Regions from separate parts of the Mus musculus genome. Here all the other regions are linked to region 1. A link is a loop called in an ENCODE intact Hi-C map of the cell type or tissue named here. Cell type or tissue: left cerebral cortex. All regions are shown on one strand.

The links. A loop is a pair of places that touch in the nucleus more often than their neighbours do. Peaks named below come from ENCODE experiments on the same cell type or tissue, not always from the same donor. Only the 100,000 strongest peaks of a DNase experiment are listed, where the experiment ranks them.
Region 2: a loop joins it to region 1, with 2.4 times the contacts of the local background. A loop is called at or near these places in 3 of 42 quality-filtered maps.
Region 3: a loop joins it to region 1, with 8 times the contacts of the local background. A loop is called at or near these places in 30 of 42 quality-filtered maps.

Annotation. Positions count from the first base shown.
Region 1 is chr5:134,902,481-134,910,480 of GRCm38, reverse strand. It overlaps Tmem270 (transmembrane protein 270), which reads left to right and starts at 3,748. Exons shown (of 3, transcript NM_194065.3): 1 at 3,748-3,853; 2 at 7,467-7,904. The coding sequence starts at 3,782. In left cerebral cortex, CTCF peaks have their summits at 2,941 and 3,144 (motif pointing left); a DNase peak (open chromatin) is centred at 3,136.
Region 2 is chr5:135,091,762-135,099,761 of GRCm38, reverse strand. It overlaps a transcript of Mlxipl not described here. Among named protein-coding and RNA genes, the nearest start is that of Mlxipl, 11 kb to the left of the region's middle. In left cerebral cortex, no CTCF peak of the experiment used is centred here; no DNase peak of the experiment used is centred here.
Region 3 is chr5:134,961,428-134,969,427 of GRCm38, reverse strand. No RefSeq gene overlaps it. Among named protein-coding and RNA genes, the nearest start is that of Cldn4, 18 kb to the right of the region's middle. In left cerebral cortex, CTCF peaks have their summits at 3,023 and 3,720 (motif pointing right); DNase peaks (open chromatin) are centred at 2,965, 3,380, 3,736, 5,642 and 1 more place; H3K4me3 peaks cover 240 bases.

The sequences.
Region 1 (8,000 bases):
ACAGCATTTGGAAAGAGTTGAGTTTATTCAGGGATTTTTGTTTTAAACATCCAGGCTTAGGATTTCCATTGCTGTGAAAAGACACTATGACCATGGCAACTCTTATTTTTTAAAATATTAATTAGTTTATTATTTAGTGTATGTGAGTACACTGTCGATTTCTTCGGACCAGACGAGGGCATCGGATCCCATTGCAGACTGTTGTGCCCTGTGTCCCATTTTCCTTCTTCTGGTTTGTCTTCTCTTGCTTCCTGATCGTTTCCCCTCTGCCTGGGTCTCTTCCCCCCACTTAGCTTCCATCTCATCTTCCGGGTGGTCTAATGGTTGCCCACGCTGACCTCAGACTCAATGTGTAGTCAAGGATGACTTTGAACTCCCTGGCCTCTGCCCCTCTCTGCCTCTCTGCCTCCCTCTCTGCCTCTCTCTCTGCCTCCCGCCTCTGCCTCCTGCCTCTGCCTCGTCTCTGGAGCATGGGTAGGAATTACAAGCACGGGCCACTACATCTGGTTTATACAGGGCTGAGAGGACCAAACCCAGGGCTTTGTGCAGGCTGGGCCATCATTTTACCAACTGAGCTACATCCCTGGTCTAAATTTCAATCTCTCTCTCTCTTCAAAATCTTTCAAAAAGATCTATCTGTCTGTCTGTCTGTCTATTTATTATATGAGTACACTGTAGCTGTCTTCAGACACACCAGAAGAGAGCACCAGATCTCATTACAGATGGTTGTCAACCACTATATGGTTGCTGAGATTTGGACTCAGGACCTCTGGAAGAGCATTCAGTGCTCTTAACCACTGAGTCCAGAGACTGTTAGTTGATATTGTTTTTCCTATGGGGTTGCAATCCTCTTCAGCTCCTTTAGTCCTTCCCCTAACTTTTCCACTAGGGTCCCTGGGCTCAGTCCGATGGTTGGATGTTAGTATCTGCATCTGTACTGGCCAGGGTCTGGCAGAGCCTCTCAGGGAACGGCCATGCCAGGCTGCTGTCAGCAAGCACTTCTTGGCATCAGCAGTGAAGTTGGGGTTTGGTGTCTGTAGGTAGGATGGATCCCTAGGTGGGGCAGTCTCTGGATGGCCTTTCTTCAGTCTCTGCTCCATGTTTTTTGTTTGTTTGTTTTGTTTTTGTTGTTGTTGTTGTTCTGTTTTTGTCTTGTCTCTGCATTTCCTGTGAGCCTGGGTGTGTCAGAACTCCTAGGGGTCAAGCTGTAGCTGGGTGTGATTGGGGTGGGGAGTGTTGGAGCACAAGGTCCACTCCCGGGTGCAAGTGCAAACCAGGATTGTGTCCCTGGTTGGGTGGGAGTTCCTGAGTCCCCTGAGCCTGGCAAACATATATTAATGCTGTCACACTACAGGTAGCTCCTTGGAGCTTTCTCTTTTCACTTAATCTTGTTTTCCAGACTTTTCTACGTCAACCCGAACAGATTTCATTTATTCCAGCCAACCTTAAGTCATCCCTCAAAGGGAGTTTCCAATTTTATTTATCCATCTCTTTACTGATGGAAAGACCCGTCTGCAGCTCTGCACTTATCTTTACTCACGAGCAGACGTTTCCGTAAGGGGTCCTTTTGCCAATGGGGGTTGTGAAGTAGGATCAGTAGAAATTAGAGCAAATGTATGGAAGGTTGAATCTTCCAGCCCCCTCCCTGGGGGATTCTAGGCAGGAGCTCTACCACTGAGCCAACCATTCAGCTCTTGGTCTATTTCTAGTTTTAGTTGTCCATGTGTTCATGGGCAGCATTTGCATGATCATTTCCTGTATGGATCTTTAAGATCCTGCATCAGGCTCTGGGCTCTGCATAAATTTCAATTTGCCCTGTAAAGTCACTGGTGCACGATGTGCCCTGATTCTTTTGTTTTTTGCTAAGGAAGGGGAGATAGCATCTTGGTGTGTCTTTGATTCACATTTCCCCCTGACTACTAATGAGACTGGACTATGTTTGCACAAACCTCATGGCTCTTTTGGTTCCTTTTGTTAACTTTCTTTGCTTCTGTGCTTCATCAGGTCCTTTGTTTTAAAAAAAATTTTTAAGCTTCTCTTTCTTTTTCTTCCTCCCTCTTTCCCTCCCTCTCTCCCTTCCTTCTTTTCTTTTCTTCTTTCTTCCTGTGGTGTGAGTGCACACATGACAAGGGTCTTGCCTGTGGAGGCCAGAAGACAACTTGGGGCAATAGTTTCTACTTTTCCACCATGTGTGTTCTGGGGATGGGGCTAAACTGATCAGGGTTGGTGTTAAGTTCTTTAACCTCCACCTCTGATCTCTTTCTTTTCTTTTCTTGTTTTTCTTTTCTGTGTTGGACGTGGAACTCAGTCTTGCACCTGTTAGCCACGTACTTTACCACCTCCAAATTCCAGCAGAATCGATTCTCTCCTTATACTGTGTGTATCTCTGGTCTGGGGCCAAACTCAGGTCAACAGTCTTGACAGCAAGTGCTTTACCAACTGGCCAGGTATTTGATTTCTTTTCCTTTTCTTTCTTTTTGAGACAGGGTCGGTCTCTCTCTCTCTCTCTCAACCTCTCTCTCTCTCCCTCCCTCCCTCCCTCTCATTTTTTCAAGGCAAGGTTTCTCTGTGTAGCCCTGGCTGTCTTGGAACTCACTATGTAGACCAGGCTGGTTTTGAACCCAGAGATCCACCTGCCACTGCCTCCCGAGTATTAATGGCATGTGAACTTACATATAATAAATAAATAAATCTTTTTTTTTTAAATCCAGCTTTTTCCAAGCCACAGAAATTAAAAAAAAAAAAAGTCACGTTAAAAAACTGGAAATAGCAGGACGCGGGGCAGAAGACTCGGAAGTTTGCCTTAGAGACACGGAGAAATGGAGGCCAGGTGGGGTTGCATGGCTTGCAAAGCCCCGTTTTCAATCCCGAGTTCTGCACATATTAACAAGAGGGTTAAATAAAAGGAAGACTGTGAGTCTCATTATCTCCGGGTGGTTCCCTTCTTGTAACCCAGGCATTGACTGGAAATGCACAGGGAGCTCTCTCAGGTGTTTCCAGGAGGTTGTTACCAGGAAATCAGCCTTGCAAAATGAGAAACTTTATCCTGCCTGTCAAGCGCCCTGCTCGCCCCTGCGGTGTCTTCTGCCCTCACGCGACCGCATCGCGGTACTGCACCTGCTCGGAGCTCTTTTAGGTCTTGTTCTGGGGATGTGAGCACGCTTCTCCAGGGAGGAAAGCAGAATGGCGCCCCCTGGCGTGGTGCAAGGCAGCGTACACTGATTCCTTTGTACTCCCAGCTGGTCATCCCTGCTCCTCTGAATGGGGAAACTGCAAGACTGCACACTGGTTCTTCAGCCTGAAACTGATGGGGAGAGGGAAGGGACAGAGAAAGAGGCCTGGGGGGGGGGCGGTGAGGACAGAGGGGTCTCAGTTGAGGATGCTAAACTGAGGCTTCTCCTATGGCAACACTGCTACCCTTGCGGTCCAACTTGGAAAGTAAGGCCATAGAGAGCCCATCTCCTCCCTCCTTCATTTTGTTCTTCTTTCTCTACATCCCTATCTCCCTACCACTCAACCCCCACATCTGGCGGTAAACTAGGCGATTCTGAAATGGGCTCTGAGTTTTTTCCCGATAGTAGGTAGACAATTGATCCTAAGGCTAGACATCTGTGATGACCATGGAGCCAGACTTGACCTCAGAGGAGCAGGTAAAGGGAGCTATGGCAAAGGGTAGTGTGTCATGTGGCAACTGGGTCCCCATGGCAACTGGACCCCCACCCTGTGGCATCTGTGAGGTCACCCTGCCTCTCCTGGCTGGAGGAATGGGTGGAGGCCAGACATGGAGGCCGCTCCCCGGGTCAGATCTGGCCTTCTCAGAATTCTTCTGCGGGCTGGGAGGCTCTCTGCACTGGTAAGCAGGGTATGGAGAGGGGACCTGGAGAGATTCAGCCATTCCCAGCCACCAAGGAATAAACAGTCAAGTCCTGAGAGCCCCATCTCCCAAGTGCTGTGGCATAGCTGTCTATCCGCAATCTTGTTTCCTTCTCCTCCTCTCCCCCTTCCTTTCTCTTCTCTCTTCCGTGTGTATGTGTGTGTGTGTGTGTGTGTGTGTGTGTTTAAGATAAGGGTCTATTATGTAGCCCTGGTGTCCTGGTACTTTCTATGTAGACCAGGCTAACCTTGAACTCAGAGATTTGCCTGCCTCTGCCTCCCCTGTGCTGAGACTAAAGATGTACATTATTATTCCTAGCCCTTCATTTCTTTCCCTTAAAAAGATTATATATTTATGTCTATAAATAGTGTGTGTGTGTGTGTCCTCTCCTTCCACCATGTGGGTCCTGGGGATTGAACTCAGGCCGCAGGCTTGGCAGACAGTGCCTTTACCTGTTGAGCAATCTCATTGGCCTACATTCCCTTTCCTTTCCTCACCCCTGCCCTTCTCCCTCCCTGGCCTCCTCTCTTTCTTTCTCTCCTTTCTGTTTAGTGTGCATGTATGTGGGTGTGGGTATGATGTATATACATGTGTGTAAATGCCTGTGTGTGCACATAGAAGCCAGAGGAGGGTGCTCTCTCTTTCCCTCTCTTTCCCTTCTCCCTCCCTCCCCCCTCCCTCTCCCTTATTTCTTTGATTCTTGGAACTTGGAGTTGATACATTTGTTTATTCATTTTATTTTGTCCAGCAGCTTTGCAAGCCACAGATATCCTCCTGTCTTCAAAAATACCTTCAGTACTGAGGTTGCATGCATGCACTGGGCCACGTGTGTCCTGAGTCATACATGCACTGGGCCACGTGTGTCCTGAGTCATACATGCTGGGCCATGTGTGTCCTGAGCCATACATGCACTGGGCCACGTGTGTCCTGAGCCATACATGCACTGGGCCATGTGTGTCCTGAGGCATACATGCACTGGGCCATGTGTGTCCTGAGCCATACATGCACTGGGCCTTGTGTGTCCTGAGGCATACATGCACTGGGCCACGTGTGTCCTGAGGCATACATGCACTGGGCCATGTGTGTCCTGAGCCATACGTGCACTGGACCATGTGTGTCCTGAGGCATACATGCTGGGCCACGTGTGTCCTGAGGCATACATGCACTGGGCCATGTGTGTCCTGAGCCATACATGCACTGGGTAATGTGTGTCCTGAGGCATACATGCTGGGCCATGTGTGTCCTGAGGCATACATGCACTGGGTCATGTGTGTCCTGAGCCATACATGCACTGGGCCATGTGTGTCCTGAGCCATACATACACTGGGTCATGTGTGTCCTGAGGCATACATGCACTGGGCCATGTGTGTCCTGAGGCATACATGCACTGTGCCATGTGTGTCCTGAGGCATACATGCTGGGCCATGTGTGTCCTGAGCCATACATGCACTGGGCCATGTGTGTCCTGAGGCATACATGCACTGGGTCATGTGTGTCCTGAGCCATACATGCACTGGGCCATGTGTGTCCTGAGCATACATGCACTGGGCCATGTGTGTCCTGAGCCATACATGCACTGGGCCATGTGTGTCCTGAGGTATACCAGCACTCGGCCATGTGTGTCCTGAGGCATACATGCACTGGGCCACGTGTGTCCTGAGCCATACATGCACTGGGCCTTGTGTGTCCTGTGGCATACATGCACTGGGCCATGTGTGTCCTGAGCCATACATGCACTGGGCCATGTGTGTCCTGAGCCATACATGCACTGGGCCATGTGTGTCCTGAGGCATACATGCACTGGGTCATGCCTGCTCTGTTTTATTATGTGGGTGCTGAGACCAGAACTCTCTGATCCTCATGCTTCACCAGCAAGTACTCTCCTCCTCCTCTTCCTCCTCCTCTTCTTCTTCCTCCTCCTCTTCTTCTTCCTCCTTTTCCTCTTCTTCCTCCTGCTCCTCTTCCTTCTCCTCCTCTTCCTCCTTCTCCATCTATACCTCCTCACCTCCCCTGCTGTCTTACTATGTGGTCCTCAAACTCACCACGTAGCCCAGGCTAGTTCCAAAACTCACTGTATAGCCCAGGCTAGCCTTGAACTCTTGACCTCTGTTCAAGAGCAGTCATGTGCACCAGGCCTGGCTTCCTATCCTGGTCCTTCAGATGTACATTGACCCTGAGATTCCCATGGATATAGGGTACCAGGTTGATCATCTCTGTCACCTCTGGGCTGGAGGCTTATGCTCTACCAGAGAGGCACACTCTTCATTGAGGAATTCTCAATTACAACTTTATCTCCCCCGCAACTTATCCCACTTCCTGGTGAATAGAAGACACCTTGAACAATCTGCCACTCAGATGAGAGACCTGGAAATCTGTCTCTCCTTCTCTCTGTCACAGTAGGTCTCACATTAAATCCGCCACCCCTCTCCCATGTCTCTACATCTCCCTGTCCTTAATGATACCTATATGCCCAGATTCCCTCATGCCAAGGGCAACCAGGATTCTAGGCAAGCCCAGGTATTTGGGAGAAGTCAGCCAGCCCTGCATTCGAATTTCACAGAGTTAATTAGAGGGGAGATCATCTCTACTTATGAGTTTTTAATTTTTATTAATCATTATTATTGTGTGTGATGTGTTTGGTGGGTGCTTGCTTGCCACAGCACTTATGTGGAAGTCAGAGGATGATTTGGGGACATTGGTTCTCTCCTCTTCCCTTTCCGTGGTTCTGGGGTCAGACTGAGGTCACCACGCTCGTGGGGTGAGAACTTGAGCCACTGAGCACTCTATGCTCGTTCATTTGTTTGGTTTCATGTAGATGAGGTTAGTTTTGAACTTCCTATATAGCCAGAGGAGCTTGGACACTAGATCCCTCTGCTCCTACCTGCAAAGTGCTGAGACTACAGGCATGCAACACCTCTCTTGGTTTTATGAAGAGCTGGGGCTTGAACCCAGGGTTTCATGCATGTTAGACAAGCACACCACAGCCAAGCTCCATCCCCATGCTTAAAAGTCACTCTTACGGGGCAGGAGAGATGGCTCAGCAGTTAAGAGCACTGACTCTTCTTCCAGAGGTCCTGAGTTCAATTCCCAGCAACCACAAGGTGGCTCACAACTATCTGTAATGGGTTCTGATCTGCAACAGCATGCTTACATACATTAAAAAAAAAGTCACTCTTAAAAAAAATCTTTGGAGGTAGAGGCAGGTAGATCTCTGAGTTCAAGGTCAGCCTGGTCTTGTTCCAAGACAGCCAGGGCTACACAGAGGGAGAAAAAAGATTATAGGCAGGGCATGGTAGCACATGCCTTTAATCTTAGCACTCAAGAGGTAAAGGCAGGAGGATCTCTGTGAGTTCAAGGCCAGCTTTATCCACATAGCAATCTCCAAAATAGCCAGGATTACCTTGAGAGACCATGTCTCGAAAGAAACCAAAATCAAATGAATGAATGAATGAATGAATGAATGAATGAGAGACTATTCCTGTGTATCACAAGTGAATTGAGACAGCTCACAATGACCGAGCAACCCCTATCTCTAAAGCACTGGTTGGGTTTCACCCAGGTTGGTGACACTGGTGTCCCCATCTTCCTACAGCTGATCCAGAACCGCACTCACTTGTACCGCTTTCTGCTCCTGAAGATGGCCATCTTTCAGCACTGGGTGTTGGGGCTGGCCCAGGAAGCCCGGGGTTCAGGCAGTGACCAGGCCCGCCAGCTTCCGGAAGTCATCATAACCTGTGCTCTGAGTTTGGCCCTTCGAGCTGGACTAACATTGCTGTGGGTCCCCATGTGGCTGCTGCTCTGGGGACCCAGGCTGGCATACAGAGTCGGGCTGTGCTGCACTCGTACTGTGAGGTTGGCCCTGGGGCATCTCTGTGTCTGTGAACCTCTCGGTCTGTCTCCAGCCACCTTCAGGGACCTGTTTCTATCCTGCCTGCACAGCCTGATGCTGGTAGCTTTGCTGCTGCTGCTGCTAACCTGGAAGCTGATGCAGAAAGCCCATCACTTTAGTCTGGGCTGGCTGCCCAGTCAGGTGGGTTAACAGGGATGCAGGCTGATGAGCTTGGGGACTTTGGGTGTGGCCACAGCTGGTCAGTACTGGCCATGGGAAGGTCCTGGGGGCCACTTA
Region 2 (8,000 bases), 190 kb before region 1:
ACAGGATTTCTCTCTAGCCCTAGCTGTCCTGGAACTCGCTCTGTATATCAGACTGGCCTCAGATTCAGAGAACCACCTGCCTCTGCCTCCTGAGTCCTGGGATAAAGGTGTGCACCGACACTACTACCTGTCGAAAAGCCTGGCCTTATGTAGCTAAGAAGACTAATGGCATAACAACTCATGCTTCTAATCTCAGCATGTGGGAGGCTGAAGCAGGAGGATTGCTGAGACTTGGGGGCATTCTAAGCAACATAGTAAATTCCAAAGCAGCTGGGACTAAGGATGAAAGTCTGTAGAGAGAGACAGAGACAGAGAGACTTAGCTATGTGACTAACTAGTATCAAGGAGGGAAGCCACTTCCTTGTCTAGATGTGAGCTTTGAGCCCCTGCATGACTGAGTTTGAAAGTCACTGGTAAATGTAGGCCAGGTGACTCAGCAGGTAAAAGGAGCTTGCTGCAAACTCAGCCAACCTGAGTTCAATGCCCAGGACCCACATGGTGGATGGGAGAACTGACTCCTGCAAGTTGTCCTCTGATCTCCCATACATTGATATGACATATATGTAAATATGTCAAAGAAAGAAAGTCATATTGGACGAATTTTTGTAACAAATATCTAATTTTTCTATCAAACTATGAGAAGCCAGGTGGTGGCGCATGCTTTTAATCCCAGCACTAGAGAGGCAGAGGCAGGTTAATTTCTGAGTTCAGGCCACCCTAGTCTACAGAGTGAATTCGAGAATAGGCGGGTCTACACAAAGAAACCTGGTCTCAAAAAAGAAAAAAAGAAAAATGAACCTGGAGTAAATAAAGACAATATCTAATAAAAAAAATGAACCTGGGGCGGGGATTTGGTTCAGTTTGTGGTATGCTTGCCTGGAATGCACAAAATTGTGTTTGATTCCCTGGGCCACATCAACGCGGACAAGGTGATGCACACCTTTAATCCCAACACTCAGAAGGAGGAGGCGGGAGGACCAGAAGTTCAAGGTTAGCCTAGACTACGTAGCAAGTGCAAGGGCAGCCTGGGCTACATAAGTGATGGAATGTTAATTTCCCCACTTGGCAGACTGAGGCATGAATGTGAGCTGGAGGCTACATAGTGAGCCTCGGCCTCAAACCAGCAGCAACAGCAAAGCTACTGCCACACAATTAACAATCACATTGGTCACACATTTTATACAATGGCTGTCCATGCAAACTGCTTCCTGTCCATTTCTGTGCTCTGAGAGGGAGGGAGTTTGTTTGTTAAAGTTTGTTAATCTTGAAAAATTCCACAAAGCTTCACGTAGGACCCACCAAGTTCAAGGTCAATATGAGCTGTATGTCTAAAATATCTTGAGTCAGAGCTGACCAGTGGGCTGCACTTCCTGTACCTGCATATGAACTCATTGTGGGTTTTGTGGTTTGTTCGTTTTTTCCTTTATAAGCCTGCTCTGAGAGATGTTTGGTGACATAGTCCGAGACCCTACTCTGAGCTATGTCCCTGGTTTGGTAAGGATTAAGGGGAACGTTCCATAAACTGCTCTTGCTTAGCTGAGATCAGTGTTTGTATGGTTTGTGTGGAGATTCCTGAACACCAACAATTTACCTATTTATCTAGCCATCCCCCAATTATCAATCATCTACCATCTATTGTCTATCCACATCTGTCATGTCTCCATCCATCCACCTACCCAACTGTCCACCCACCTATCCACTGACCCATCCAACACAGCTGCCAATCATACTCATTGTGTGTGTGTGTGTGTGTGTGTGTGTGTCCTTCTGTCTGTCTGTCTCCCCTGCCTAAGCCTCCTGAGTGCTGGAACCACAGATGTGTGGACCTCACCTGGCTTCATCTTCCTGTTTATCCACCAATCTCCTACAGTCAATTTCTTTACATGTCATTCCATATTCCCATGTGTACATTCACCTGCCCTCCCATTTAAAGTTTTCCGTTGCCTCTACTTCCTGAATACTAGACCTGCAGGCATTTGCACACATCCAGTGTATTTATTCTTCTGTTCTTCATTTACTTGCTACCCAAACACCCACACCCACACAAGGGACTTATCTCAGGAAAGCTGAGAGGGGTGCTCAGGAGATTGTATGCTAGCCCAAGACGTTGGAGGGTAGCTCAGAAATAGAGTATTTAGCATGGAGAATGCCTATTCCCAACATCACACACACACATACCACACACACTAGACAGATAGATAGATAGATAGATAGATAGATAGATAGATAGATAGATAGTTAGATAGGTGGGTGGGTGGGTGGATGGATGGATGGATGGATGGATGGATAGATAGATAGATAGATAGATAGATAGATAGATAGACAGACAGATAGATGGGTGGACAGACAGACAGACAGATGGGCAGTTAGGTTGATTGAGTTTTAAAAGAAAGACAGGGTATATGTACAGGTCACTATATAGCCCAGACTGATCTCAAACTCACAGAGGTCCACCTGCCTCTGCCTCCTGAGTGCTGGGGTATATCTGGATGTTGCTTTTTAATTTTTCTTTCGTTTTTTGGAAACAGAACATCATATAACTCAGGCTGGAATTCTGGATCTTTCCCTCTCCTCTTCCCCAGTGCCAGGATCGTGCCAGCACCACTACACCGACACCCATGCAATGTCAGTGATGGAAGGCAAGCACTTTATGCACTGAGCCCTACTGTAGAGTTAGTTGGGTTTTTTGTTGTTGCTGGTGGTGTTGGTGGTGGTGATGCTGGTGGTGATTTTTGGTTTTTCTTTTTTTTTTTTTTTTTTTTTAAGATTTGTTTATTTATTATATGTAAGTACACTGTAGCTGTCCTCAGATACTCCAGAAGAGGGCATCAGATTTCGTTACGGATGGATGTGGGTTCAAATCCCATGTGGTTGGTGGGATTTGAACTCGGGACCTTTGGAAGAGCAGTCGGTACTCTTAACCACTGAGCCATCTCGCCAGCCCCGATTTTTGGTTTTTCAAGATAGAATTTCTCTGCGTAGCCCTGGCTGTCCCTGAACTCACTCTGTAGACCAGGTTGGTCTCAAACTCAAAGATCCACCTGCCTCTGCCTCCCAGGTGCTGGGATTAAAGACACGAACCACTGCCCAGCTGGAACAGTGGTTTTGATGGAGGCTGTATTATACAACTGTGGATGACTAAGTCTTTGGTGACTGCTGGGCTTGAATATGATTTATTTCCCTGAATTACAGTTTTTAATCACTATAGTTATACACCAATAATATGAGGAGGGTGGAAATTTTTCCTTCTTTGAGCAGTAAGATTGGTCAGCTGGCAAAGTTGCCTCGCAAACCTGGAAGTTCGAGTTTGATTCCCAGAACCCATGAAAAGGCAAAAGAGAACAACTCCACAAAAGCTGTACTCTAACCTCCAAGTGTGCACCCCCTCCCCATTGTGTTCAACTGTGTGTGCATGTGTGTGTGTGTGCGCACACACACACACACACACACACACACACATACATATCCTACATACAGGCGAAGGAAAGAAGGCAGGCAGGCAGGCAAGCAAGCAAGCAAGAAAGGAACAAAACCAAAAACACAACCCCAGAATGTTATTTTAGACCCAGGTAGTCTGCAAATGAAAGCTACTATATAGCCCAGGCTAGCCTCAAACTCATGACAATCCTCTTCCTTCTGTCTCTTGAGTGCTAAGGCTGTAAGTGTGTGCCACAACAACGACTTTAGATGGTGCTGGGAATGGGACTCTTAGCTTTGTGCATATTAGGCAAACATTCGACCAGCTGACCCACATTCTCAGCCCGGGCCTTTTTTCTCTATAACGTTAGAAGTCCTGGTATTTTGTTACAGGAACGAAAAACTGTCAGATACAGGGATTGAACTCAACCTCCAGTTCTTTTTCCTTCCCTAGAAGTTAGTGGAAGAGTTGTTGAAAATTTAACCTTTTCAGCCGGGTATAATGGCACATGCTTTTGGTCCTAATACTTAGGAGGCAGAGGCAGGTGGATCTCTGTGAGTTGGAGGCCAGCCTGGTCTACAGAGCAAGTTTCAGGACAGCATGAGCTAAGCAGTGAGGCCTTGTTTCAAATGAGAAGAAGGGAGGGAGACAGGGAGGGAGGCAGGGAAGGAGGGAGGCAGGGAGGGAGGGAAGGAGGAAGACAGGGAGGGAGGGAGGAAGGGAGGGAGGGAAGAAAAAAGAAAAGAAAAGGAAAGCCAATTCTTTGCCTCAGTTTCTGCTACCTAGCACACATGTTTAAACTCTCTGGGGTCACCAGCAACCTTAGAAAACAAAAGCATGCTCCCGTTACAAACATGGCAGCTGCCTGCAGACCTGTCAGTCAGTCTAATCAAACCTCCGGACCACAACCTCAGTCATCTAAACCACACAAGTTCAGGCCAAGCCTGCTGTGCTGGCATACGCTTGCAATCCCAGCACTGAGAAAGCCAAGACCGTCCACTCCAGGCCAGCCTAGGCTACACAGTGAGTTCTACACACTAACCTGGGCAACTGAAGATCCTGTCTGGAAATATCTTAGAGAACGGGAAGCTAAACGTGTTAGCATACACCTGGGGCATATACCTGGGGCATACACCTGGGACATACACCTGGGGCATACACCTGGGGCATACACCTATGGCATACACCTGGGGCATACACCTGGGACAAGAGGGTTGGGAGTTCAAGGCCAGCTTCAGCTACACAGTGAGTCTGAGGCCAGGGCCTCAAAACAAAACAAAACACCAAAAGAAAAAAATCACCCCAACACAAACAGATAAGTAACTAATCAGGGGCTGTGGTTGTAGCTCAGTGGTACAGTTCAGTCACCAGCACCAAGAAAAAAAAAAAAAAAAAAAAAAGACAAGAGACAAAACCACACACTGATGAAGGCTAGAGAGATGGCTCAGTGGTTAAGACCTTGGACTGCTCTTGCAGAGGACCTGAGTTCAGTTCCCCCGCACCCTTGGTTACCTGCAACCCCAGCTCCAAGGGCTCAAACACCCTATCCTGACCTCCGAGGACACCCGCACATTCATATGCACACAGAACGCTTCAATTGGTCTGTGTGCCTCTGCTTCCTGAGTGCTGGGATTTACACCCAACAAAAATAAATCTTTAAACAACAACTTGCTGTGCACGGTGCCAAATACCTTTAATGCCAGCACTTTGGAGGCAGACCTCTATGAGTTCAAAGCCAGACAGAACTTCGCAGCAAAACCCTGTAGACCACTGGTTCACCACCTTCATAATGCTTTGATCCTTTAATACAGTTCCTCATGTTGTAGAGACCCCCAACCACAACCATAAAATTATTTTTGTTGCTTCTTCATAACTGTAATTTGGCTACTGTTATGAATTGTAATTAAATACCTGTGTTTCCCTATGGTTTTAGGCGGCCCCTGGGAAAAGGTCAGTCAACATCCAAAGGGGTCTCAACCCAGTGTTAAGAACCGCTGTTTACAATGTAAATAATAAAAATAACAGTGTCCTTGCCCCAATTCCATACATGTTCCATCTGGCAGTACTGTGCATCTCTCATGGGGCTACTGGGGACCTGCTTTTTAAGTTTCTTCTGACCAGTATTGTGTGCCAGATGAGTCCAGGTAAGGCTGAGGCTGAGTGGAACAGTGGGTACCTGCTGGTCGCCCCCACCCCGCCCTGCACCCCCAGCAGTGAGGCAGGCAAGCTGGGAAACCTGGCCTGGCTCTGGGAGAGGAAATGGAAGGATGGGGCTCATCCCCTGTTGGCAAGGAAGTCTGGCAGGTTGGGCCAGCAGAGAAAGTAGGCAAGGGATGCAAACCAGCCTTAAGTCCCTTGTGGCATTCGCTCCCCAGGGAACAAGCAACGTCTCAAAAAGGAAGCCAGAAAGAAAAGAAAAAGACAGAGAGGTGAGAAAGACGGATGAGAAAAAAGAGGGAAGGAACAGAAAGACCAAGAGAGACATAGGGGAGAGGAGAAAGAGACAGGGAAAGATGAGAGAGGCAGATTTTTTAAAAAGAGGAGCCGGGCATGGTGGCACATGCCTTTAATCCCAGCACTCGGGAGGCAGAGGCAGGCGGATTTCTGAGTTCGAGGCCAGCCTGGTCTACAAAGTGAGTTCCAGGACAGCCAGGGCTACACAGAGAAACCCTGTCTCGGAAAAACCAAAAAAAAAAAAAAAAAAGAGGGACCTGCCAGGTAGCGGGGGCATACACCTTTAATCTCAGCACTCCGGAGATTCTGAGTCTGAGGCCAGCCTGGTCTACAGAGTAAGTTCCAGGGCAGCCAGGGCTACACAGAGAAACCCTGTCTCAAAGAGAGAGAGGGAGAAAGAGAGAGAGAGACAGAGACAGACAGAGATGGAGAGTGATATACAGAGAAAGAAACAGAGAGCAAAGACAGACAGACACAAAACAGAGAGAGAAAAACAAAGACAAAGATAAAACTAGAGAGGCAGAAAGACAGACAAGGGAAGTAAAGAGACAGGAGACTTCTTGGCGGGTAAGCCTATGAGACAGGAAGGAAATGAAGACAGAAAATGGAGAGATGGAGACAAAGAGGAAAAGAAAGGCTGAGATGCAGAAGGTTCAGTGTAGAAACTATGGTTACAATCTGCCCATTTTCCGGGTGGAAAGGTTGATGTCACTCAGCAGGTATGTTCTATAGTGCAGCCTCTTGATTTGGACATTACCAGAAGACATACATTATCTCCAGCCTCCCCCACATGCCTGGGCAGGTTCTGTGCACGTTGCTGAGAAGAAAATGGAGAATCTCGGGGCATAAGGTGATTGACAAAGTTACTCTATCTACAGTCACCATCTACTTGGGGAAGAGCAGCGTCAGGCACAGCCGTTGAGGAGCTATGGGTCTATACGGTTCAGGGCTCCCTGGTACGGAGTGCACAACTGAGACACTTTCCCACTGCATGGCCGTGGGCTCCATTGCACAAGAAGGAGCACTCCACGGGAGCAGCGAGAAGGAGCACTCTCATAGGAGCAGCTCAGCGGCTTGGGAGGCTGGTTCTGCCTTCTTGGTGGGTAAGCCTATGATGCACACGATGTGCCATTTACTTTATAGTGTTGATGCAAAAAGTTAAATAGGGCGAATCAGCAGGTAAAGGCACCTGCTGCTAAGTCTAATGATCCGAGTTCAATCCCTGGGACTGCGTGATGGAGAGAGAAACTCCAGAGAGTTGTCCTCTGACCACCATGTGCGTGCACACACACATCACACACCAAGAGATTAAAATGTAAACAACAACAACAATAAAGGCATGATAGAACTTGGAAATAAGGACCTAGAAGTCTGACAGATTTCTCAAAGGGACGTAGGGATGGAAAAGGTCTCCAAAGTCAGCGGGGACAGGCCACAGCTTTTCCTCTGCCTGGAGTGTCAGCCCTGTCCGCTCTGGGATCAGTGCTTCACAACAGCTATGCTAAGGCATCAGGTCCCTGGGCCAAGAGAGAAAACAGATCTCCGGGACAAATCTCTTATCAGGAGTCACACACCCAGCAGCTGATTGTGAGACATAAGTTGAGGTGACCCCCAGAGCCATCCAGTAGGCAGTGACTCTGAGACTGTGAACTTGAACCTCTGTCCTGGGCTCGCCAAGGAGGGGCATCAGGATCTATCAGTGTCACAGCTAGCTCTGGGGATGTTGTGTTCCGAGCCCTAGTGGGTGGGTGGGGACCCTCTCCAGGTGGGTAGGTAGGGACCCTCTCTTCTAATGTCAGCATCACCAGCTTCAAAGAGAAGAGAGGCAGGCGTGAGCCACCCTGTTGGAGTCTCAGGCTTAAGACAGATGGGGAGAGCGGAGGTAAGATAGAAGAGGCAGGTATGTGGCTTCTGGACACTCAGGACCTGACCCAGGACAGGGTCTTAGCCTACACAGCCTGCCAAGGCAGAGTGGACACTTACTTGCCTATAATGTACAGGCACAGCTGGATGGAAGGAAGCCAGGAGAAGAAAATAGAAGAGTCTGAGGCAGCAGAGGAAGCAGAGAACAGCACTGTGATCAGGCTACCGGGGTTCGTATCCCAGTTCTGCTGCTTCTAGGCTGTGT
Region 3 (8,000 bases), 59 kb before region 1:
TGTTGTTGTGTTTCAAGACAGCATTTCTCTGTGTAGCCCTGGCTGTCCTAGGGACAGCCTAGTACTTGCTCTGTAGACCAGGCAGGCCTCAAATTCAGAGATCTACCTGCTCCTGAGTGCTGGGATGAAAGATGGGCGCCACCAGCACCACCACTGTTAGCATTTCCTCTAGGCTCCACCCAACAGTTACCTAGCAATGGCCAGGTAAGAGACAGGTGTATAAGGACTATAAGGACTGTTTGGGCTTCCTTTTCTCTCTCTCTCTCTCTCTCTCTCTCTCTCTCCCTCTCTCTCCCTCTCTCTCTCTCTCTCTCTCTCTCTTGTTCCTCTCTTTCTCTTCCCCTCTCCCTCCCTATCTTTTTCTTTTCTCTCCCCCCATATGTTCCTGGCCAGCCTCTTCCCTTCTCTCTCTCTCCTCTCTCTTTCTGTCCTTCTCTGTCCCTTTCTTTCTCTGCCTCTACTCCCTCTTCCAGACCCCCTTCCCAGGTCCCAAATAAACTTCCTTTTATACTAGACCTATCCTAGGGCTGACCTCAGGGGAATGCCTCATCACTGGCCCACTAAGGCACCCCTCCCGCCATATCATACCGAATTTTATAAAAATCACATCAACTACCACCTCTGCCTGGCGCAATCTGGAGTTCTAATCCTCTTGACCCTATCTGTTGGCTGCTGGGATTGCAGGTGTGCCACACCACAGTCAGCACTGCTGGGAGTGAGAGCCAGGGTCTCCTGTGTGCAGACACATCCTTAGCCCCCTTCATTTTTACTATTCCATTTTGGTTTGGTTTGGTTTTTGAAGCAGAGCCTCTCTACATAGCCCTGGCTGTCTTGGAACACTCTATGTAGACCACACTGGCTTAGGAGCACAGAGATCCACCTCCCAAGTGCTGGGATCAAAGGTGTGTGCCATTAAGCTTGGCTGATTCTTATTTTTTATTATTACTTTTGAATCTGACCACACACACACACACAAGTTGTGCACGTTGCTGGAGTGGAGCTGAGAGTTAGAGCTCTTGGCCAACAGGTGAGAAGCTCTGGGTTCAGGGTTCAAACCCCAGCATTAACAAACAAACAAACAAACAAACAAACAACAAACGGCTGGGCAGTGGTGACTTAGTTTTTTAATCCCAGCAGAGACAGGCCAGTCTCTAAGTTTGAGGCCAGCCTGGTCTACAGAGCAAGTTCCAGGATGGCCAGGGTTACACACCTGCCATGAAAAAACCCAAACCAAACTAAACCGGCAACAAAACTCAAAGGACCCCAACCATCAGCAAAGGGCAAAGCCCGAGGGCAGATCCAGGGGCATCGTGTGATATTTCACCCTCTGGATTATCACGGGTGTCACGGAGACTTCTGCGGTCGGCCGTGGCTTTCCTCTTAGGGTTCTTGGAGAGGGTCTACCTGGCTCTAATCAGTTGATGGTTCCCTCTCTCTCTGCTGCCCTAGGGCTCAGGTTTCTCCTTCCAGCTTCCTGGACCTCTTAGGGCTATTTGAGAAGTAAAACAGGTTGGGGCAGACGGGCGTGAGTTAGTGAGTGGGCCTAGTGTGGAAGCCGGGTTTTTGTTAAGTTTCCTGGTGTCTGTCCTTTACAGCAGGGTAGTGAGCACCTAGACCTCCCGCCGATTGCACTTCCTGCACATTCCCTGACCCTTGCACTTCCTGCACATTCCCTGACCCTTGCGCGTGTCTTCTGAATACTGAACCTCCTGCATGCTGCCTGCCCCACTGTGTGCTTACACTGCGTGTGCCTACTGTATGTTGCCTTCCTCCTGCTTGTGCCCTGTGCAAACTGAGTCTAAAGCAGATGGGCCTTGTTCTTGCGTGACAGGGTGTTGTATTCTCACCCAGAAAGTCCATAGTTCTGGGTGTGACCTGACTCTCCCGTGGGGGGGTACATTGGGAAGGTGCGAGGTGAGAGCGGCCAGGTCAGGGTGGAATCGGTTTTTCTCTCAGTCAAACCTGGTTGGTGCGCTACTCTGGGGTAATTCCCAGGTAGGCTCTTAGGTGTCATAGATCAGGTGAGGGAGGGGTGAGTCACACCTGCCTCCCCCTCCCCCTCGGGAGAAACTTCTCTCTCCCCAGGGCTAGGTTTCACTAAGTCGTAAACAGGCCCTGCCCAAGAGATCTTTCTTCCGGTCTCGGCCAGATCCAGTGTAACCCAGCCTGGGGGCTGCCTGGTTGCCTAGTCAAGGGAACGTCCTGGTCCCAGACTAGATCCCTGAATTCCTTGGCCCACTCTAACCCCCTTCTTCGTCCCCCTGGGCTCCTTTTTCCCCTAGCGAAATCGCAGTCTCTTTCGCTGCGGAGCTTTCATTCTCCCTGGGGAATTTCGGGGAGATGGCTTGAAGGGGTGAAGAAGCAGGGGGCTTGGTGAATGGGCCTCGTGTGAGGCCAGGGTTTTCTCCCTTTTTTAAAAGATTAATTTGGTTTCATTTATGTGAGTGTTGCCTGTATATATGTGATGTGCATAGCGTGCGTGCCTGGTGTGCTGGCAGAGGTCAGAACGTGGACTTCACATCTTCAGGAACTGTAGTCAAGAACTTTATGGGTGCTGGTGTTTCAGAGTAAGGTTAGCTGGCCCAGTTTGCTTTCAGTGGCTTTTCCTAGGTGAGCATGTGGGCGGGGCCATCCATGCCAAAGTATCCCTGTGGGCGGAGTTTCCCTGTATGTAAGTAAGCCATGTTTTTGACAATATTGCAAGCAGGCCTATCAAATCCATTAGGAGAATGTTGGCAAGGCCATCTAGTGTCTAGATGAGGCAAAGGTGAGAGTGTGGGCGGAGCTTCGGGTCCTGAAGTGAATCTATAGGTGGGGCTCTCCATCCATCTCCAGCATGTGGGCAGGGTCTCCGTCTTTTAAGGGGTGGAGCTGCTGGGCCGATACGTAATTTTACAGCCCTCCTAGTGGCTCAAACAGTTCCTCTTTCCTTTCCGCCACTAAGGCGCACACTTATCCTCAGACAGACTACATCAGGACCGGCCTGGGAGGACTCTTTGAAGCTAGGTCCTCAGGGTGGCAGTATTTCCACAAGACCAAGCAGAGGTGGTGTCGTTGTGTGCCGGGGAGCAGTGAAGTGCCTCCGCACGTGAAGGGGCTTGCAGCTAAGACCGGGTTCAGTTCCCAGAAATCACAAGGTGAAAGAAGAAAACTGCAGTAGGTTGTTTTCTGACCTCTACATGCGTGTCATGGCATGCACACCACACACACACACACACACACACACACACACACACACACACACACGCACGCGCGCTCGCGCGCGCGCAAGTGGGCCAAGCTGCAGGAACGCTCACCTCCACTAAGGGGTGTTCTTGAGCCTAGGTCCACAGCTCCCCACCAGGAATGGACAGGCCCTTCTTGCCATTCAGTCTCCTGGGACCTCATACTCCTGCCCCAGAGTGGCCTTCTCAGACTATGTCACAACTCGGCTACACTTGCTGCTCTCTCCGCAGGCTCCTAAGGTGCACTGGACCTCGTCTAGTTATCCTGCCGGTCAGCGCGAACCCGGGGCAGGACAGATTCAGATCTCCAGTATTCCACAACTGTTAATATTTTGCAAATGTAAAAAGAAACCCACCCGTAGTTCTCTACATGCGCAGTCAATTTGTAGGTGCCTTAGCAACCTGTTCTAACGCCCGGTGCCTCTCCTTCCAGTGTTGTTTGAGATTTTCAAATTTTCTATCAAACCTTGTTGGACACTTTATGGATGCAGTTCCCACTAGCAAACAGAAGAGGGCGACGCTAGCAAGAGCTATTGCAGGCTCAGGGCTAATCTAGCCGCGGAGCTAGAGATTGCTGCTGGACAGAGAGTTGAGGCTGATGTGAAAAGAGTGGCCTGGGACAGGAGGTAGTGATGCCCCGACTGGAGTTTCTTTGTTTTAAGATTTTAAATTTGCCTGGAGTAGTGGCACACACCTTTAAAGCCCCGCCATCCCACCACCACCACACACACCCTGACTCTGGGTCTCTAAGAGTTCAAGTCCAGTTTGGTCTACATAGTGAGTTCCAGATCATCCAGGTCTAAATAGTGAGATGCTGTCTCAAAATTTTTTATTTGTTTGGTGGTAGTGGTGACTAAAGCAAGGGTCTCATGAGAGCTAGGTAGGCATTCTATTGCTGAGGCATATCCCAATACCTGCCTTGCCCCTTTTTGAGACATTTCTCTGTGTAGCCTTGGCTGTCTGAGAACTCACTCTGTAGACCAGGCTGTCCTTAAACTCAGATATCCACCTGTCTCCTGAGTGTGGGGATTAAAGGCATGTGTGATCACTGCCCAGTTCCATCCCTATTTTTAAAAGACATAACCTACATTTAAATGTACTTTTGTTGTATTTTCAATTTTATAGGTATAGATGTTTTGCTTGCATTTATGTATGTATGTATGTATGTATGTATGTATGTATGTATGTATGTATTTATTGGTTTTTCAAGACAGGGTTTCTCTGTATAGCCCTGGCTGTCCTGGAACTCACTTTGTAGACCAGGCTGGCCTCTAACTGAGAAATCCCTCTGCCTCTTTGCTTGCATTTATGTCTTGCACCAGGTGGTGTGTGCCAAGGGCCCTTGGAGGACAGAAGAGGGCACTAGATCCCTTGCAACTGGAGTTAAACAGAATTGTGAGCCTCCATGTGGGTGCTGACACTTGAACCCAAGTTTTCTGAAAGAGTATCTGGTGCTCTTAATCACTAAACCATTTCTATGGCCCCTCTATCTATCTATCTATCTATCTATCTATCTATCTATCCATCCATTCATCTATTTATAAGACCCATCTTATTACATAGCTCTGGCTATCCTGGATCTCACTACGGAGACCAGGCTGGTCTCTAATTCCCAGAGCTTGGTCTGCTTCTGCCTCTCGATTGCTGGGACTAAAGGTATGTGCCACCACCGCCTGGCTCAGTTTTTAAAATGTATGTACATTTGTGTGTCCGAGGGTGGGTGCAGGACCTACAGAGATGAGACAAGATCATTGGATTCCCTAAAGCTCAAATTGCAGGTGGTTGTAAGCTGTCTGACATGAGTGCTGGGAACAAATTCAGGTCCCCTGTAAGAGCACTGTGTGGTCTTAACTGCTGAGCCATGTCTTCAGTCCCCTGAGGTCTTTCCTTGGGGCCTTGTATTTCTACTTTACTAGAAATTCCCTAGCCCAGCAACACCATCTTCCGCAGGTGTTGTATACTCTTGGTGCCTAGACATGCATGCAGGCAAAACACTCACTCATATAAAATAAAAAATATTCAGGGCTGGAGAGATGGCTCAGCGGTTAAGAGGACCGACTGCTCTTCCGAAGGTCCTGAATTCAAATCCCAGCAACCACATGGTGGCTCACAACCATCTGTAATGGGATCTAATGCCCTCTTCTGGTGTGTATGAAGACAGAGACAGTGTACTCATATATATATATAAAGTAAATCTTAAAAATAAAATGTTCTAAGCATTGGGATTGGGCATGTTTAACGGGGAGTGTGGTAGCGAAACAGAATTAAACCTGGAGGCTTACAAACATCCATCAGAAATCCAGGGATGTCCCTTTGAGGCAGTCAACTGAAGTTCCGGATACCTTAGAGGCCCAGCCAGAGTGCAATATTTCCCTGAGTAGGCAGGAGGGGGCGGGCGGGGAGAGAACACTTCCAAGTAAAAAGAAATTAGCAGCCCAAAGGGGTGACGTCATCAGGAAGTCACAGCATTCTGCAGAAACTGACAGGGAGGCTTGAGGCAGTGAGCTGGAGTTCCCCTGGGGCCGAGCTTGAGGTTTCTCTCTCTCCCACTGTAGCATTTTTCATACCTTGGGATAACCATTGGCAACAATGTTTCCTTTCCAGCCATTGTTAAAGATACTGGGTTTCAACTTTGGGGGATGATTAGCTATTGTTCCCTCTCCCTAAAGGGGCAGCGATAGACAGGGGCAAGGCACAGACATTGGAGGCCACTTGACATAAACTTGTTTTAGTCCAAAGTGAGGGCTAGTCCCGTGGCGATAGCACACGCCTTTAATCCCAGCACTTGGGAGGAAGAGACCCGCAGATTTCTGAGTTTGAGGCCAGCCTGGTCTACACAGAGAAACCCTGTCTCCAACTCCCTCATCCCTCCTCCAAAAAAGTGGTAGGTTGGCCTGCTGGTAGAGGCAGCTTCAAATTGTTGCTGCTGCTTGAGAAAAGGTCCTGAGCTTACCTTTTAGACCAGGTCGACCTCGAACTCGTAGAGATTCATTTGCCTCTGCCTTCAGAGTTCTGTTTGTTTGTTTGTTTGTTTTGTTTTGTTTTTCCGAGACAGGGTTTCTCTGTATAGCCCTGGCTGTCCTAGAACTCACTTTGTAGAACAGGCTGGCCTTGAACTCAGAAATCCGCCTGCCTCTGCCTCCCAAGTGCTGGGATTAAAGGCGTGCGCCACCACCGCCCCCCCCCCTGCCACCGCCCCCAGAGTTCTGGGTTTAAAGCTATGAACCACTGTGTCCAGCTCAGAGCCAGCTTCTAAGCGAGCTCAAATAATAAATGACAACTTTCCAGTATAAACTACTTACAATACCGGGTGTAGCTCAGTAGTAGAACACTTTCCTTCTGTACTAAAGCTCCTAAATGTAATCCCTAGGATTGCAAAACAAACAAAAAAAACAAAAAGAAAAGAAAAGAAAAAAGAAAATCAAATGAGCTGGAGCGTGGTGGCCAGGCCAACAATCCCAGCACTGGGGAGGAAGAGTGCCAACAGGACCGATGAGGGGGAGATTTTTCCACTAGGAAGGGAACAAGCAAGAGGAGGCTGTAGCCATCTGAGAACACGGGATATCAGTAAAGTCCTCCTATGTGCCTCTACTGTGTTCTGGTGTCTTTCTCCTTCTCCCTTTTATTGTTAAGGAGAGAAACAGAGTTTTGCAAAAGCTAGGCAGGTGCTCTACCACTGAGCCACGCCCCCAGCCCCTCCCTGGGGGATTCTAGGCAGGGGCTCTACCACTGAGCCACGGGCCCAGCCCCTCACTAGAGGATTCTAGGCAGGGGCTCTACCACTGAGCCATGCCCCCAGCCCCTCCCTGGGGGATTCTAGGCAGGAGCTCTACCACTGAGCCACGCCCCCAGCCCCTCCCTGGGGGATTCTAGGCAGGAGCTCTACCACTGAGCCACGCCCCCAGCTCCTCCCTGGGGGATTCTAGGCAGGAGCTCTACCACTGAGCCACGCCCCCAGCCCCTCCCTGGGGGATTCTAGGCAGGGGCTCTACCACTGAGCCACGCCCCCAGCCCCTCACTGGGGTATTCTAGGCAGGGGCTCTACCACTAAGCCACGTCCCCAGCCCCACCCTGAGGGATTCTAGGCAGGGGCTATAGCCCTGTGCCACATTCCTTGGCCAGCTTTACATTTTGGGACAGGTCTAAGTTGCACAGGTTGGCATCGAAAGCTCTCTCTTGTCCCCGGTAGCTGTGATTTGTTGATCCTAGTGCCTCAGTCTACAAAGCAGGTAGGATGCAATGTGTGTGTTATCAGATCCAGTTATGAAGCACAGGAAATAAACACAGGCTTCTGCCCTCCTGGCACTTATGCGCTGGCAGGAGAAGACAGCTGACTAATAAGTGAATTAGGTAGTAGCTTGAAATTTATGATACCTTCCCATTGATAGTCTGTGGCTCCTGTCCAGGGCCATACTTGCCTGTCCTTGTTTTGTTTTTTCCAAGACGGAGTTTTTCTGTGTAGCCCTGGCTGTCCTAGAACTTGTTCTGTAGACCAGGCTTATCCCAAACTCAGAGATCCACCTGCCTCTATTTCCCAAGCCCTGGGATCAAAGGCATCCACTGCCAAGCCTGGATAGGTTTTGCTTCATTTATGTGCCTTTGGGTAAGCTGTGTGTCCTTGGGGACCAGAAGAGGGCCTTGGATCCAGTGGAGCTGGAGTTCCAACCTGGTTGTGAGCTGTGATGTGGGAGTTGAGAACTGAATGAGGAAGAACAACAAGTGCTTTTAACCTCTGTCTCTCTAGCCCTTCCAGATTTCATTTTTGTGGCTGCAAAG